2 separate regions of the Homo sapiens genome follow, and region 2 is linked to region 1. A link is a loop called in an ENCODE intact Hi-C map of the cell type or tissue named here. Cell type or tissue: PC-3. All regions are shown on one strand.

Evidence for each region. A loop is a pair of places that touch in the nucleus more often than their neighbours do. Peaks named below come from ENCODE experiments on the same cell type or tissue, not always from the same donor. Only the 100,000 strongest peaks of a DNase experiment are listed, where the experiment ranks them.
Region 2: it touches region 1 in a loop (27-fold over the local background); 23 of 110 quality-filtered maps call a loop at or near these places.

The regions. Positions count from the first base shown.
Region 1 is chr9:104,779,528-104,782,027 of GRCh38, forward strand. It overlaps ABCA1 (ATP binding cassette subfamily A member 1), which reads right to left. Exons shown (of 50, transcript NM_005502.4): 50 at 1,479-2,500. It also overlaps a transcript of NIPSNAP3B not described here. Among named protein-coding and RNA genes, the nearest start is that of NIPSNAP3B, 17 kb to the left of the region's middle. In PC-3, a CTCF peak has its summit at 1,444 (motif pointing right); a DNase peak (open chromatin) is centred at 1,464; H3K27ac peaks cover 411 bases.
Region 2 is chr9:105,156,264-105,158,763 of GRCh38, forward strand. No RefSeq gene overlaps it. Among named protein-coding and RNA genes, the nearest start is that of SLC44A1, 87 kb to the right of the region's middle. In PC-3, a CTCF peak has its summit at 998 (motif pointing left); no DNase peak of the experiment used is centred here.

The DNA of each region.
Region 1 (2,500 bases):
TAAAATGGTACTTTTTACCTCATAGGGCAGGTGTTGAGAATTAAATGAAGTGCATGACAACACAGTAAACACTTGAAAACTGAAGCTAAGTGGGTTTTTTTTTTTTTTTTACTTAATGTAAACATTACCATTACAAAGTGCCAAGTTTTTTGAATCTGGAAAAGTTCTTTTGGGCTTTTCTACAGATAGAAGAATGTTTTAGTCAAGGCTCATGGGTAGGGCCAGGCAAGGTGGCTCATGCCTGTAATCCCAGCACTTTGGGAGCCCAAGGCAGAAGGATCACCTTAGGTCAGGAGTTTGAGACCAGCCTGGCCAACGTATAGTGAAACCCCATCTCTACTAAAAATACAAAAATTAGCTGGTTGTGGTGGCGCATGCCTGTAGTACCAGCTACTTGGGAAGCTGAGGAGAATCGCTTGAACCCGGGAGGCGGAGGTTGCAGTGAGCCAAGATCATGCCGCTGCACTCCAGCCTGGACGACAGAGCGAGATTCTGTTTCTCAAAAACAAAAACAAAAAGCAAAAACAAAACCTCATGGGTAACATATTTTCATCTAAATTACCTGCCTTTTTATTTTTCAATAAAGTTTTTTCCTCTCCCTCGTCATTGTTCACGAAGAAACAGTGTTCTATGATTTCATTAAAGTCACTATAACATGAACTTCAAGATAGGAGGATGAAGTTGTGATGCTGATGCTCAGGGGGCATCTTGGCTCACTTGAAGCCAAGATTTTTCTGCACACAAAGTTCAGATCTGTGCCACAGGAAAAGGACTGCTCACGACACTGTCACAGCCATTCCTGAGGTCACAAATAGAGACAGCCTCTTGTACTTCCTCAAAAGGACTGTTTGACAGGGATTCTTCAAGTAGCAAAATAAGCAGACATCTCTTTCTGAAACTGATTCTTAATGAGCTATGAAAAATACATTTACATTTATCAGCACTGCTCATATGTTGTCTGCACAGCACTTATTACAGGAAAAAAGGAAGGAATCACCGATATTAGTATCATTTCTGTTTCCATATCTACTTCGCCTTCCTGCTCACCATTGCCACCACCCCCAGCACCTTCCCAGTATAACTGCTACATTGTGTCCTTATATTTTTGGTTGAATAAACAAAAGGACACTGAAGGCTGCCTTTGTAGCTTCCCCTATACCAAGTGAACATTTATTAAATAAGCTCAGCTACAGAGCATTTTCAGAAATCTCAGTGCAGCTTCATAATCATTAAGCAGAATATTTATCTAAAAACCTCTAACACTTAATACCAGTTACTCAGTATCTTAACCAACATGAAAATACAAAACAACCTTTTATTTTCAAGTAGTCCCCTCAGTTCTCTTTTATGATTAAGGGAACATTTGAATCTTTTCTAAAGTTTTTCCTTTTGATCCAAATCACTTCCCCTCTACTTTTCTAATGGCTTTATAACCCTTCAACAGTAGGTGGTGCCACAAATGCACAAAAGTAAATTTCTGTAGACCAACAGAACTGTCACAGCTTTATTTTGTGACTCATTATATTACAACATAGAAATATGCATTTTAATACTTCATATAAAGTTATTGACATACAAAATTTTTTTTCTTTTTTCCTTTTAATGAAAATGATTTAACTTAGAAATCTGTTGTGAAACTTTTGTCTAGTTTTGCAATTCTCAGATATTCCAGTGCAAAAATAGATCCCATTACAGACAGCGTAAAGTGCTTGGAATGAGGGCCAATGATGAACAAAGAGCACAAAAACAGCTTCATCTTAGGGTATAAGAAGGGATAATAGCATACCTAAATCCTTATGGAAATAGAAACATTCTAAGGGGGATGCAACAATTTTGAAAAGAATTAGAGCAATATTTCTACAGTATTACATTATTACTAGTAGATAATAACAAGGGTACAAATTAATGTCTCAATATCAAAGTGGTTCAGTATTACATGACACATGGCTCTTTGGAAAATATTTTACCTGATATATACAACCACAAGAAGAAAACACAGACAAATGGCTTTAGTCAATGATTACTATACAGTGAATGAATGATGTGCAACATTTAATAGTCACAAAGCATTTGCTTTCAGTACAGATAATGAAATACAGTAGTGTGAGGTTTGGTTGTTTTTTAACAATGAATTGTGCTGGGCATTTATGTATAGAGGGCTTATTATTTTCTTCTGTATTTCTCATATTCACAGTTGTTAATAAGTTTTCTGAGGTGTCCCAAAGATGCAAAAGCAGAAATTTTTGAACACGTATTTTGAGAATTTCTGAAACTCACATAGGTACATTCCACAGGGAATATACAGAAATTTTGCTTGATTGAGTATAGAGTTGGTAAAAATTTCTACCACAATTAGGTTTACACAGGAAAATGTAAAAAATTACTATTTTAAAAGGTAACACAGTATTAATGAAGATGTATAACTATAGATTGTTTCTAGCTTCAGAAGAGGTCCTTTCAATCTGTATTAAAATGTTGTGTTTTCTTCAAAATAGTTCAC
Region 2 (2,500 bases), 380 kb after region 1:
AGTTTTCGCGGGGCCCAGTGGCTCACGCCTATAATCCCAGCACTTTGGGAGGCCGAGGTGGGCAGATCACCTGAGGTCAGGAGTTTGAGACCAGCCTGGCCAACGTGGTGAAACTCTGTCTCTACTAAAAATACAAAAATTAGCTGGGTGTGGTGGCTCATGCCTGTAATCCCAGCTACTCGGGAGGCTGAGGCAGGAGAATCGCTTGAACCCGGGAGGCAGAGGTTGCAGTGGGCCAAGATCATGCCACTGCACTCCAGCCTGGGCAACAGAGTGAGACTCCATCTGGAAAAAAAAAAAAAAAAAAAAAAAAAAAAAAGAGTTAAGTGCTGACCCAGGCCTTCAGGTAGCCCAGGATTATATTTTATGAGGCATATATTTACCCATGTGTTTTTTTTAGAATTATGCTTCATCAACTTGATAAGATCAATTATTCAGGGGTACTCTATCATCCTTCTGCTTGGTCTCTTTGAATAGTGGGATTACTGGTTATTATTTTTTCTTTTTTATACTTTTCTGTATTTTCAGAATTTTTTAAATGAGTGTCTATTGCCTTTATAGTTAGGAAAATCAATAAAGCTATTTATTATCAATGTGGACTCATGTATTTTTAATTTATAAAATGGATTATCACATTATGCATTATAATAAACCTATTTGAAATTTTACATGTGACAGGAGAGTATTTATTTCTACCCCACAAAGAGTAACAAAATAATACATAAAAATAAGAAGTTTGGATTGTCCAAACAGTAGCCATTAAGAAGAGAATGTACTTTATGTTAAGGATGCTTCTCCCTAAGAGGCAAGCCAGTTAAATGAAAAAAGTAGAATCCTGGATAAATATAGAAAATGTTTGCAGAAGGAAATTTTATTTCATTGCCTCAGTCCTAAACGGCATTAGCAAATACTGCAAAGTAATGAAGGAGGTCATTAAGAAGGAACTAGAAACGCCTTCCAATGTTATGGAAGAAATTCTGACATCTTAATTATATTCTGCCACCTAGTGACAAAGGAAGATTAACATACTTGCTTAGCCCGGCTACAACAGCAGAGAGGCCTGCCCTCCATCATCTGGACACCAGAGCCATGGCCTGACTGCCAGGGCAAGCCTGATCCTACAAGCGCTTGGTGCACAGCATCCTCTCTCTGCTTCTGCTCACAACTCTGGGAGACACTGCAAATATGGTCAAAAGCCACGGAGCTGTTCAGTCTGTGGCTGACAGACTTCCTATGGAGCCAGGTCTACCCTCTGCCACTCAGCACAGTGCACTGGGAACTTTGCTGTCTCCTGCCTGTTGCTAAGGACTTCCAGGGAGAAACAAATTACGAGACTAAAAAGGCATGGCTCACATTGGGCAATTTCATCCCTAACTTCCACTGGACTTAAAAAGAGGAATAAATACAGTGATCCCCTTACCCTGAAATGGGATAACTTTTTTATTTTTATTTTTATTTTTTTTTTTTTGAGACAGAGTCTCGTTCTGTCGCCCAGGCTAGAGTGCAGTGGCGCGCTTTTGGCTCACTGCAACCTCCGCCTCCTGGGTTCAAGCAATTCTCCTGTCTCAGCCTCCAGAGTAGCTGAGACTACAGGTGCACATCATCACACCTGGCTAATTTTTATATTTTTAGTAGAGACGGGGTTTCTCCATATTGGTCAGACTGCTCTGGAACTCCTGATCCCAGGTGATCCAACTCGCCTAGGCCTCCCAAAGTGCTGGGATTACAGGCTTGAGCCACCGTGCACGGCCTGGCATAACTTTTATGCACAAATCTTTGCGATTACACGAGGTGATAGGCACAAAAACTATTGATTCCCCCAATATAAATTGGGGAAGGAGTGGATGTTCTCAAAGCGCATTCGGGGCAGCCACACACCACCTGGAAGAAGCTTCGGGTCTCGTGGATGTGGCCCAAGTGAAGTGGTGGCCCATCATGCATTGCGATGGTGGGTAGGCGGGTAGGGGCGGGGCTAGGGCCGGAAGTAGAACTGTGGCCTCCATGGCCACTTGGGACCCCAGAGGTTCTATGCAAGAAACATAGACTCACCGTGATTCTTTTTTTTCTTTTCTTTTCTTTTGTTTTCTTTTCTTTTCTTTTCTTTCTTGTTTTGTTTTTTTGAGGCGGAGTTTCACTCTTGGTTGCCCAAGCTAGAGTGCAATGGCATGATCTCGGCTCACTGCAACTTCCACCTCCCAGGTTCAGGTGATTCTCCTGCCTCAGCCTTCCGAGTAGCTGGGATTACAAGCATCTGCCACCATGCCCAGCGAATTTTTGTACGTTTAGTAGAGATGGGGTTTCGCCATGTTGACCAGGCTGGTCTTGAACTCCTGATCTCAGGTGATCTGCCCGCTTCTGCCTCCCAAAGTGCTGTGATTACAGGCGTGAGCCTGCCTCCCAAAGTGCTGTGATTACAGGCATGAGCCATTGTGCCCCGCCCACTATGATTCTTTAGAGGCTCTTTGGGGTCTCCTCTGTGCTTCTGTCAGCAGTTTCAGTC